Linked DNA regions of Homo sapiens: region 1 is linked to region 2. Evidence: chromatin contacts called from ENCODE Hi-C or POLR2A ChIA-PET data. All regions are on one chromosome and are shown on one strand. The core of a region is the stretch at or near the end of the contact, and the rest is flanking DNA. Distances in the headings are between cores, read along the strand shown. Region 1 has its middle 68 kb from the start of LINC01673. Region 2 overlaps LOC105372762 (a long non-coding RNA gene).

Region 1 (6,457 bases), core at 2,382-4,881, 150 kb before region 2:
CTACCTATTTCTCTATTTCTATCTCTGTCTCCATCTCCATCTCTATCCCTACCTCTACCTCTTCCTCTATCTACCCCATCTTCATTTCCATTTATATCTCTATCTCTAGCTCTACCACTCCCTCTCCTTCTACCTCCACCTCTACTCCCATCTCCATCTTCATCTCCATCTCTGTCTCTATTCTATCGCTGTCTCCACCTCTCTCTTTCTTGCCTTTCCAGAATGATCTATACTGTTTTATGATTCCAGGCCTTTGCATATTTTATTCTTTTGTTTTGACCTTCATTTATTTCCTTTTCCACCTAGAAACTCCTTTTCATATTTCAGTTCCCATCTGTAAGGCTTTTCTTTTATTCTATACCCTACATCTTTTGTGAAACCGTTATACTTATTTTAACTTCTGTGACTCTCCTATAGCATGAGCTGCCTGAGTAAGAGAACTGAGGATTTTATTTTTTGACTGGGTGAATTTTACATGCAGTAAATTAAAATATATACTGTGGCTTTGAAAATGTTCAATGCAGTTAGATTCAGAGAACAGCTATTTCATTTAAATAATTAGTGCCAAAGCCCGTTTATATATTTATCTTTAAAATTACTGTAAAAAAGTTTAAATTGTATGTTTCCCTATTGGATGTAAAATTAAGTTGTTAATATAAGTTTGATATCCATTTTTAGATAAAATAATTGAGGAACACTGATTTAAGAGACAGATTTACAATCACCAGTTATTTAATCTTACTTTTCTCTTAAAATATAATTAAAATATAAATTCTTACTAAAATCTTATTTATAAAACATTTCTTTATATTCTGTATCTGTCTTCTTTTATTAAAATGTAAATTTTATATTCTATTCTCTTGTCTTGAGAAGATAATTATTATAGTCAAAATCTCATTCCTTTTGACAATAAGTAATTTCTCCTTTACTTTCTCATTGTGGAATTCATGAGACATAAAATTTAAAATGCTTAGCCTTATGTTAATGATTCAACAGAGTACTCATTGAGGCAAAACCACTTTGGAAGTCATTCCTGAAGAATTATCTCATCTTTGAAATAATGACCCATGACTGGAGAAGTCCCATGACTCTAGGAGTGAGCGTTAGAAAGATAATGTGTTAGAATTACTTGGAGACTAAGAAAGAGGAAAAGAGAAATATTGTCACACTACTAAGGAGCGGCTTGGTTAGTACTCCTGTGTCTATTGTCCCTTGTTTATTTATTTCAATTGTTAGAAAACTATGCATTTATACTCAATCCCTGGAAAGTACCCAAACACACATGCTTTTTAAATTTATATTTTTAATGAGCTGTATGAAAAAAACTGGTACATTTTCCCAGAGGTGGGCATAGCCTAACTGCTGAAAAATACCATGAGATTCAAACCAATGTTCTCTGATCAGAAAAGTTTACCAAAGCAAAGTAACCCCATTCTGCAAAAGTTGAAATTTGCCATTAAAGTCAAGTAAGAACTGTAATGTCCATGCATTTGATCAATAAACTCCTGCTAAATATATCATCATTTCAGTTAGTTTGAAATGAACTCAAATGGTCCTTTTAATTGAGTGAAGGTAACTATTTACAAACAAGTGTGCTTCCATATAAAAGTGACACAACTAATTCTGAAAATTACCTAATTTGAAAATTCTCCGTTATCAAGAAACTGTCATTAAGGCAATAACATAGAGCTCATAATAAACATTATAATGAATATGAGTAGACTTTTGTTGTGAAAAACCTACTTAAAGGCAGTTTGTTACAAAAAGCCTATATCAAAAATTTTTAGGAAAAATTTTAATTAAAGATAAGTGGATTTATATCTATTTCCCTTCTTAACTTCTTGATAACTCTAGGTTCCATGGTAAAATCAATGGAAAAATGTATAACCTTGAGGAGTTACATGACAAGGGCCATTAGATGTTAAAATAATTTTCTCAGACTGGGGTAGGTAGCTCATGGCTAGACTTACATGTTTTGCCAACTAGATAGAAGCCACAACAGCTGTGAATGAAACATTATTCAAACATTTGAGGTTCTGTCACTCATTCTTCAACAATGTCAAGCTTTCCACTTGTGTAAGCTTGTTTTGGTTTGTTGATGTTTATATCCAGGAGACAATTTGACTCCCTGATGAAATATTCTAGATATGCAAAGACTTTTTCATGTAGAGTTAAGGAAGTTAATATACCCAAGTAAAAGAAACTGATGTCATTCAATAGTACCAGAAAGCCCATCATTTAATTGATAAGGGCTCATTGTATTTGTAATGCAACATCCAAAAACACGACTTAGCATCAAGATTTTTGCCATTCGTGCCTATTCCGTGTGTATGTTCTCACTCCTCACTTCATTCTCTTAGACCGCTGACATTTTCTGCTGCTGATTTTGGGGTCTCTCTAATACTTTGGTCTGCCTTAACAATGTATTAGGTTGGTGTGAAAGTAATTAACGATTGTTGCCATTAAAAGTAATGGTAAAAAATACAATTACTTTTGCACCAACCTAATACAACAAACTGATTTAAAAACAAACAGAAATGTATTTTCTCACAGTTCTAGGGGTTAGAAGTCCAAAATCAAAATATAGCCAGGGCCACACTCTTTCCAAAGGAAGGAGAGAATACTTCCTTTCTTCTTGTACCTCTGGGGGCCCCTAACCTTCCTTGGCTCGTGGGAGCATAACTTCAATTTCTGTCTTTATCTTCAGGTGACCTTCACCTCTATGTCTCTGTGTTTTTTCCTCTTCTTATAAAGGCATCAGTCTTTGTAGTTAGAACCCATACTAAGTTCAGAATTATGATTTCATCTGAAGATCTTAATTACTTGCATCTGAAAAGATCATTTTCCCAAATAGAATCACATTCTGAGGTTCTTGTGGACTTCAATTCTTGGGAGTCACTAATTCATGACACATTATTAGTAATTTTCTTCTCAGATATTTAGAATTAATTTAACAGAATCCTAAGGCTTGTGTAGCTCTACACTTTTGTGGAAAGCCAACATCCATCTTTGGCAAGAAACTATAAGAGGGTACCATTTCCAATTTTCTACTTACCAGAAAAAATAAAACAAGTACTAATATTTACTCCATCCCACACCACTGTAGTGATATTAAGCTATGTCTCTGGCCAGTGTTTTGGATTCCACATCCCAAGAATTCTTGTTATATGATGGAATGTGCCAGTTGGCAGGCCTGCAGAATTACAGCTTCTGGTGCAACAGCTGTGTCTTGATGTGTGTCCTCAGTTGAAAGAGAGGCCCCAGAGCAGAAATTCTTCGCTACTTCCAAGATAGACTAAAAGAAGGAATCAACACAGTTGGACATGAATGTCTGTTCCTGCTGACATCACTGAAATAAACATGTTATTTGGCAGGGCAACAGTGTATGTGAGCTGGGGTAGAAGGGGTAATGAGTCAAAGAGCCCCTAACCAACAGAGCCTAAAGGAAAGCTTGTGTGCTAATACTTTAGGAATGGGTGCAGTACCAGGTCATTAAGGTTGAGGGGAAGAAAATCACATACAAGTTGGCATGCTACTGAGCTGGCCCCAGGAAGCTCGACTGACTAATGAGTGATGCAGGGTGCCTGTGCAGAGGCCAATGAAAACACCTTCTCCACAGTGATCCTGTGGGGGAGAGAGTGAGTAAATGTGAAGACATAATTTGTTGGCTCCTCAATTTCTCCTGACTCTCAGTGGCCGAATATACCCTAATGGTCTGAAATCCTCAACATTTCTGGACTGTGTTACCTAGTCCCACCTTGAAAGTAAGTGGGGAGGCCAGATTCTTCCTGGGTTTAGGTAGCTTTGCACTGGGCATTGCAGTTATTACAGCTTTCATGACAGCAGGTAAGGAGAATATGCTGCTGTCTGGCCCATGCCAGGAGGGAGGCTGAACTAGCAAGCAGCGTCATGAGGTGAGGCATGGAAAGTGACAGAGAGCTGGGATACTACATTGAGCAAGTGGCAGAGGCCTGGAAGGAACGAGTAGGTTTGAGAAAATACCCTCAGGAAATACCAGAGTTCACTGGTAATAAATAATGGACAAATTTTAGTCAACTTCTCAATCCTTATAAGAATAAGCAGGGCATATCACAAGAACTATTTGAGCCAGAATTACTCTAGTAGGTCTAGTTACCAGCACAGCTCAAATAATTACTTTGAATTAATATTTACACTGTTTTCCAAATCTTGATACCAGGGTACATTACCTAACAAGAAACCAATTCCTTAGGAGAGACCCATCTAATCAGACAGTGGCTTTCTTCATCAGCTTGGGTTGTTATAACACATTACCCTAGACGAGGTGACTTCGACAGCAAACATTTCTCATAGCTCTGGATGATGGCAGTTTGAGATCAGGGTTCCAGTCTCATCTGAGATCAGTTTTGGTGAGGGTACTCCTCCACTCCATAGGTGGCTATCTTCCCACTGTCTTCTCATGTGGGACAGAGAGAGAATGAGAGAGAGTGAGAGAGAGAGAGAAACAGAGAGAGAGAGAGAAACAGAGAGAGAGAGAGAAACAGAGAGAGAGAAACAGAGAGAGAGAGAGAAACAGAGAGAGAGAGGCAGAGAAGAAGAAGCAAGCTGTTTTCTGTCCTTTTTAAAAAAATAAGGGCACTTATCTCATCATAAGGAATCTCCTCTCATGATCAAATTCCTCCCAAAGGCCCATCTCAAATTACTATTACATTGTACATTAGGATTTCGACATATGAATTTTGGGGAGACACATTCAGTCCATAGTAGTGGCCTCCAGCATCCATCCCTGTGTTTCCTTTGCTCTTCAATATCCTCTGGAAACACACCTCCATACTACACAGACTTTACCTATTGTTTTCTTCTCTCTCCTCATCTTATCCTCCTTTCTGATTCTCGACTGTGGTGGACACAAATTCTCACCCTCCAGGCTCAACAATTCTCAATGACCGTCTGGGTTCTACAACTTGTCTTTGGGAATACAGTTTCAAAGGGCCAGTTTGTGACAGGCTAAATACTTTGAAAAGCTTCCCCAGGAAAATAGTTTCATTGGTTACTTTAACAGGCAGAGAGTGTAAGCCAAATTATTTTGTGTTTTTGTTTGATCTGTGTATTGCCAATGCTGACATATTCCAGCTTAATTGATACTTTCTTTTGAGTGGCAATCTGGTGTTAAATTTATTGCATGAAATGGATGCCAGTAAGTTTTTAAGTGCATAAAACATCTGACCCAATTGTAATAGGAGACATTAAATTAAGTAAATATTATCATTATCCTCTGAAGCCACAGGTGAAAATGGTCAAGTTGATAGCAAGTGAGAGGCAGATATGGGATGGAGAGTAAGGTCTGATAATATTTAAGTATCTGTTTCCTGATGTCTCTGAGTTCAGCTTCCATTTTGTCATTTTCATAATTTTGTTATGTGCAATGTGAGCTCAGCTGCCTCAAGTTAGAAATACTATTGGAAAATACACCTGGTATGTAGGCTTGCCATGTACCTTTCTTTTTTTTCTTTTTTGACAGAGTCTTTCTCTGCTGCCCAGGCTGGAGGTCAGCCGCACCATCTCACTGCAACCTCCGCCTCCCGGGTTCAAGCTATGCTCCTGACTCAGCCTCCTGAGTAGCTGGGATTACAGGCGCCTGCCACCATGCCCAGCTAATTTTTTGTATTTTTAGTAGAGACGAGGTTTCGTCATGTTGGCCAGGCTGGTCTCGAACTCTGGAGCTCAGGCAATCTGCCTGCCTCAGCCTCCCAAAGTGCTAGGATTACAGGTGTGAGCCACCACACCTGGCCCCATGTTCCTTTCTTAGGCAACATTAAATAACAGAGGATGTCAGAGAGATCTTGCCATCCTTAATCCTCAGTTGCACCTATGAAGCCAAGTTGGGTCTAATTCAATTGAACTGGCATGAGAAGCAACTGTTATCTACCAGAGTATTTGTTCAAAATTAAAAGCTATATATGTGGTACTTACCAAGAATGCCAGTGTGGCAGAACTGGAACTTGTTCTATCAAAATGACTAGCTATGTCCACAGTTAGGGAATCTCAAATCCAAGTTTATTTATTTTATATAAGGGAGACGTTACCTTCCTTGCTTCTCATATTCCAATAGTCTTCTTAAATTTCCTGCCTAATCATAATTACTGGTATGAACAATATAGTAGATGATTCGAGTCTGAAATAATTTTTAAACACTTTAGACTTAATTAAGTCCACATGGTCATAATTTTTGGTTAGAGTCTGCATTAAGAGTAACATTTAAGTGAAAGTCAATCAGTTGATGAAGTCAAGTATCTAAACTGATGAAAATGTCTTTCAAGAATATAAAATTCAGTGAGGCATAGATTTCTCAAAACAAGCTTCACCATCTTGTGTGTGTGTTGCATCCAATTCTATTTACTTTACAGGCACAGTGTCACTGCTGTTAATTATTACATAAATTGAAGGTCTTTGTTTCTAGCTTTATGATCATGGCCCC
Region 2 (6,752 bases), core at 824-3,323:
ACAGAAAAATCCATGACCAAATCCCTAGAACCTGTAAATAGCTGCTTATAGTACATGGCAAAAAAAAAAAGAAAAGAAAAGAAGAAAGGAAGAAAGAAAGAAAGAAAGAAAGAAAGGGAGGGAGGGGGAAGGAAGGAAGGAAGGAGGAAGGAAGGAAGGAGGAAGGAAGAAAGAAGGAAGGAAGGAAGAAAGGAAGGAAGGAAGAGGAAAGAAAGAAACCAACGAACAACAACAATAACAAAAAAATGATTGCAGATAAAATGTTAGGACACAGGCTTTAATATAGGGTAATTTTTAGGTTACAGACTTCAAAGTAGGGATTTTTTTTTTTTTTTTTTTTTAATTATCTGGAGAGACACAATCTGATCACATGAGCCCTTCAAAGCAGGGAATTTTCCCTGCCTGGTGTCAGAGAGATGTGGTGAAAGAGGAAGGCAGAAGGGGAAGTCACACAGCTTCCAAATATGAGAACCATTCAACTTCCACATGCCTCTGCTGGTTCTAGATAGGAGGTGGCCACAAACAAGGACTGGAAAGAGAATTCTAGGAAATACAACCAGTTCCCAGCTGACAGAGTACAAGGAGATGGGAACCTCATGCCTACAACCACAAGAAACTGAATTCTGTCAATAGCTTCATCCTTTCCCACTGTCTCTGGTAAGAAGCCCCACTCTTCTGATACCTCAATTTTAATCCAGAGAAACCGAGGCAGATTGGAGACGAAGCTCAGTTTCAAGTCACCTAGCGGAGTCTTTTATGCATTCTCACTGATCACAGAACTCACACCATTACCTCACTTACATCACCATTTAAACATGTCTTTACTTAAAGAATTCCAGGAACTGGCCTTAGGAGATAACCAAGGTTGCAGAGTGTCCCACCTCAGGAAGGAATGCAGCCTTGTTGCCACTGGCCAGACCACCAGATGGTTCATTACTCAACCATTGCAACCAGATAATGCTAGCCTGTGCTCTACCCTTTATGTGCTTTGTCCAGCCCAACTTGCATGTCAATTTCCATGCTTTGCCTAACAAAAAAGCCCTACAGCTCTTCTAGTGGAATTAGGGAATTCTCTCTCTTTCTCTCTTGCTGTCTCCCTTATGCCCTGGCACAAGCTCCAGTGAAGACTTGTCTGGGAAAACTCTTTTTGCCTCATATCAAAGAACCTGTTGCCAGTAATGAAATCAGTGTCAGACTTTGGACCTATGTATTTAAGGTGGTAAGTCTATAGTGATGTGTTATGTACAGCAGGACTAGAAAACTAATAAAGGCAGACAGTTGAACACAGATATGCACACGCTCACACACACATATTTTTTAACACTTCAAATTAAGGAATATTGATGCTTAATTGCGGTGGCAACTTGACCTTTGAGCTCCCAAAGCAGACAAATTAGGCACACCTAAATTGCAAGCCTAAATCTTAAAATGAACAAGTATCTTAAATATACCACTTAATATTCTGTATGTTCCCCATCTCTCTTCACTCATAAACACAAAGCAAGAGTAGGTACACAGTAAAAGAAGAAATTTGTACAATTTCTCCTCTTTTATTTATTTAAAGAGTTTTTAAGAGGAAACAAAATATATACAAATAAATAACTTGATAGTGACTTTTAAAACCATGGCACATAGCATCATTAAAAGCATCCTTGAAAGCCTTAACCACGGTGTCATGGTGTAAAATTATTTATGTGCATTTTTACCTCTTCTCCCTTGGGTATCATCTTCTCCTAATCTGGGAACATGGCACATGCAAAGAGCATTTTACCAGGAAAATCAAAGCTCTGAAAATGTGCAATGGAAAAGAAAACATCTTGGAATTGCTTTTATTTTAGTGCTGTGATAAAAAATTTTTTCCAGTCACCCTCATTGATGTTCAGATGATTGAATTAAGTTGAGACATTCTGGTCAGGAGGTGAAAACAACCATGGGTGTTATTGGCTCCCATCGGAAAGTTCACTGTCCCAACATTACATGATCCCTGAGTCAAGCCCAAAACATGCGCCACGCCGTCCCTGTAGCTCAGAGCTCACCAGCTGACCACAGCTGGAATTTGTAGGCCAGTAGAAAGCAGGGAAAAGGAGGTAGGCACTGAGCTGTTTTGTAGCCTGGAGGAGGCCTGCAGTTGCCAAGGATAATAGCATGGCAAACACTTTGCTACTGACAGCCTGGATTCAACTTTCTCACCATAATTCTGCCAAGCAAGGCTGGTAAAAGTTCAGAAAGCACTACTAGGAATAATTAAAGCAATGGAGGATTTATTTTGTATGGAGAGATTAAAGGAATTTTACATGTGTTATTTGGCTGTGCAAACATGAAATGGGAATACGAAAATTATCAACAAATATTTGGATGGTTTAAATTATTGGGAGGGAGATGTGAACGTTAAATAATAAGGCATGATATTGTGCCACCATGCACCCAACCTAAGAGAAATACATTTGAAAAAAAACCATTTCAGATGAAAACTTATATAAAAAGGTACAAAGATTAAACACTATATTCCCATATTAAGGAAAAGATTAAAGGATATCATCAGAGTTTTCCAAGTCTTAGTCAGTCCCTCTGAGATAGGTGGCAGGATGTAAACACAGTGCTGTTTTTTAGACAGAAAGACTCCGTGTGTGTGCCTATGAATGCACTTAGCATTGTATCATGGGGTAAGCCAGAATGTATTTTTTTTTAACTTTTATTTTGAGGTAAAGCTGATTCATTGTGTCCATAAGACACTCATAAAACACTCTTGCCATTTCCAGACAAGCTGAAAGCTGGTACAGCATTAGCAAGTTACTGCTGAGAAAGAGATCATGTGTCCCTCAGAAGTGTGTGCTCCATCAATTCCCCCCAAACTAGGTGGCAAAGCAGATTCATTTTTCTCCTAATCATCTTGCTCCAGTGCGAAGTTCCTCATCCTTAGTGGGGAGTAACAGATATGCTGATGTAAAAAACGAACAGGCCAGTCACAGTGGCTCACACCTGTAATCCCAGCACTTTGGGAGGCTGAGATGGGTGAACCAATTGAGGTCAAGGAGTTCAAGACCAGCCTGGCCAACATGGTGAAACCCCATCTCTACCGAAAAAATACGAAAATTAGCCAGGTGTGGTGGTGGGCGCCTGTAGTCCCAGCTATTCAGGAGGCTGAGACAGGAGAATCCCTTGAACCCAGGAGGTGGAGGCTGTAGTGAGCTGAAATTGTGCCACTGCACTCCAGCCTGGGGCATAGAGCAAGATTCTGTCTCAAAAAAAAAAAAAGTGTTTTATTTTCCTTACTTTCCTACAACTTCCTCAGCATATAAAAGAATACACACAGTAACACTGGAAAGCCGAACAGTAGAGGGTCCCCACGACAGAGCAAAATTGCATGAGCTGAGGTCCACAACCAAGTTTTTACCTCTTCCCTCTCCTCCCATGGGTACCATTCCACTGGTTACATCATAAGACACTAGGGAATATGGTTGTTGTTTCCTTGGGTAATCTGTTCTCAAGAACTTGCAAAACGGACCTCAGATTAGCATGCCACCCATCATTTAAAAGCCAAGAAAAACAATAGTTGGCTTCCAAGTAAAGACAGGAAGATAAGAAAGAAATCAATTTTAAAATTTCAGTTAGGAGCAATAAGTTCAGGACTCAGTGATCATACTTAACAGCAATGTACTATGTGCCAAAAGGGTAGATTTTAAGTGCTGTCACCACAAAAATGGTAAGTGTGTGAGGAAATGGAATATGATAATTAGCCTGATTCTGCCATTCCATAGTGTCTAGATATATACCCAAGATATATGTTGGATATATATTGTACATGTTGTACAGCATAAATATATACAATTCAGCCGGGCGTGGTGGCTCAGGCCTGTAACCCCAGCACTTTGGGAGGCCGAGGCGGGCAGATCACGAGGTCAGGAGATCGAGACCATCCTGGCTAACACAGTGAAACCTTCTCTCTACTAAAAATACGAAAAAAAAAAAGAAAATTAGCCTGGCTTGGTGGCAGGCACCTGTAGTCCCAGCTACTTGGGAGGCTGAGGCAGGAGAATGACGTGAACCCAGGAGGCGGAGCTTGCAGTGAGCCGAGATTGCGCCCCTGCATTCCAGCCTGGGCAACAGAGCAAGACTCCGTCTCAAAAAAAAAAAAAAAGAAAAAAAAATATGCATATAACACTTCTATTTGTCAATTAAACATAAAAAATAAAAATAAATTGAGGTAAAGTACATAAATTATTATATTAATAAGAATTCATGCTCTCTTTCCCTTGAGAGCACTACTGAAGATCCTGGTGTCGCCATGGGCCGCCGCCCCGCGGGTTGTTACCGGTATTGTAAGAACAAGCCGTACCCAAAGTCTCGCTTCTGCCAAGGTGTCCTTGATGTCAAGATTCGCATCTTTGACCTGGGGCGGAAGAAGGTAAAAGTGGATGAGTTTCCGCTTTATGGCCACATGGTGTCAGATGAATTTGAGCAGCTGTCCTCTGAAGCCCTGGAGGCTGCCCGAATTTGTGCCAATAAGTACATGGTAAAAAGCTGTGGCAAAGATGGCTTCCATATCCGGGTGTGGCTCCACTCCTTCCACGTCATCCGCATCAACAAGACGTTGTCCTGTGCTGGGGCTGACAGGCTCAAATAGGCATGCGAGGTGCCTTTGGAAAGCCCCAGGGCACTGTGGCCGGGGTTTGTATTGGCCAAGTTATCATGTCGATCCTCACCAAGCTGCAGAACAAGGAGCATGTGATTGACGCCCTACGCAGGGCCAAGTTCAAGTTCCCTGGCCGCCAGAAGATCCACATCTCAAAGAAGTGGGGCTTCACCAAATTCAATGCGAATGAATCTGAAGACATGGTGGCTGAGAAGCAGCTCATCCCAGATGGCTGTGGGGTCGCCTACATCCCTAGTCATGGCCCTCTGGACAAGTGGCAGGCCCCGCACTCATGAGGGCTTCCACTGTGCTTCCCCCTCTTAATACTCACCAATAAATCCTACTTCCTGTCCATCTAAAAAATAAAAATAAATAAATAAATAAATAGAATTCATGAAAATGTTTGTCCCTAGGCAACCTCAGTGCTTTAGATTGCTCTGAGATCCTACAGTTGAACACTAACTTGTTTAAACTTTATCTCATGCTGTATAGTATATGTCCTACTCACATTATAGACTAGGAGGCTCTGGCCTACACATCGAGCATCTAAGAGTGTTAGGTTACATCTAGTGTGGTGTTAACCCACGGGATCCCATGTTCTTCATCAATGTACTGCCATTTTGCTGAAGAGAAAGAATATGCAATCAATAAACTATGGACTACTTCAAGCAATGAAAATATGCATGAGCCATTAAATACAGCACTTTCCTTAAAACTTAAAATGACCAGTGAATTGTGTTTGTCAAGAAAGGAAATTTTGATAAATGGAAAATTGACCTCATAACAATATTTCCAGTTATTTATTTATTTATTTATTTATTTATTTTTGTGTTTGATAAAGTTGCTGTGAACTCAAAACATTTTTGAGGACATTTCTTCCAATACTTCCTTTTGTATCGAAAGAGGGAAAGAGAAAGAGAGAAAGAACATTTGAAAACTTCAGAAAGTGGAAACTGACAGCCACCTCTCTACAGAAAGGTAAAGGAATGAACCCTTTGGAAAGTTCATTCAACATGGCAATGATGGATTAGTATGTGTTCATGTTATTAACATATTAGAGATGGCCTCACACTTCATAACTTAATATCTATATTATTCAGAGTCACCTTTCCTGCTACTTTTTCTCACTAACCAACAAATACACTATGCTTCATTTATTTATTTTAAATATTTTAAAGTATTTAAATGAATGCACTATGCTTTATTTGTTTAGATTGTATTTATTTTACTGTGTGGCTCACTACACAGATCCTCATGACCTGCAATCTCTGGTGCTAAGCTTACACTGTGTTTATTTTTTCTCCCCATCGACTTCTTTGTCTATGCAGTTTTCCTGTTATTATACGTGGGTAGTTTGAAAACTATCCAAGTCTTTTCCAAAGCCAGTTAATTGTCTTGTTTCAACACCAGAAATACATCTTGTGATGTGATCAGAATTTCACTATTATCAAAATATTCTTATCCGTGACAGAGAAAAATGGGACACCTTACAAAATCTCCAGTTCCTCTGTAATATGAACTCTAATACACTGCTGCTCAATGTCTCTTTTACCCCACAAAGTTATTAATCTCCTTATGGGCAGCAAACTAACTTTCCTTTTACACCCAGGTTTTACCTGGCCCACAGTTTGTCAATTGCTTCTTTTTAAAAGATTTGAAAACTACCATATACTTTCTGAAATATACATTTTTGTAGTTTTTTATTTTAAAATTACATTTGAAATATTAAACTGAAAAGGTACTTCTATTAAAATATTTCTCTAACTCCTTTTCTCTTTTGATACTTAACTTTGATTTTGTTGTTCATTTCATCCATAAGTGTTTTGTCTTTCATAGAATATATATGTTATTGTACTTCTTAAATGACCCATTCACTACCGCCTTTGACAATTTTGAATGTTATATATTTATACATGTGAGTCATGAGAATTATTATAGCTTACTATGTAAAATACAAATAATCAAACTAAAGCTTTTCAAATAAAAATATAATTCTGATATTAGAACTCATTTCCGTCATATACTAAAACTTCTGGGAAAAGAAAAAGCTGAGTACATCATTATTGCAGCACACTTACATTTTTTTCAAAGCTCTTTCTTAGAAGACATGCCAAAGATG

What was found. A loop is a pair of places that touch in the nucleus more often than their neighbours do. ChIA-PET counts read pairs that join two places held with the same protein, here RNA polymerase II (POLR2A). Pooled maps may share reads with other maps.
Region 1: a loop to region 2 is called in a map of mammary epithelial cell, with 3 times the contacts of the local background. The contact joins two enhancer-like sites. A Hi-C loop is called at or near these places in 3 of 168 maps with a recorded cell type or tissue (Calu3, ascending aorta and mammary epithelial cell) and 6 of 50 pooled maps. POLR2A ChIA-PET finds 5 or more read pairs at or near these places in 1 of 52 experiments (AG04450).

The regions. Positions count from the first base shown.
Region 1 is chr21:27,567,510-27,573,966 of GRCh38, reverse strand. No RefSeq gene overlaps it. Among named protein-coding and RNA genes, the nearest start is that of LINC01673, 68 kb to the left of the region's middle. Within about 2 kb of position 3,631, at least 12 of the 41 ENCODE cell types and tissues checked have a DNase peak (open chromatin) inside an H3K27ac peak, as active enhancers do; they include mammary epithelial cell, where a contact is called at or near this core.
Region 2 is chr21:27,418,557-27,425,308 of GRCh38, reverse strand. The region is part of intron 1 of LOC105372762 (a long non-coding RNA gene); the gene reads left to right. It also overlaps the pseudogene RPL10P1. Among named protein-coding and RNA genes, the nearest start is that of LINC01673, 220 kb to the left of the region's middle. Within about 2 kb of position 2,073, at least 6 of the 41 ENCODE cell types and tissues checked have a DNase peak (open chromatin) inside an H3K27ac peak, as active enhancers do; they include mammary epithelial cell, where a contact is called at or near this core.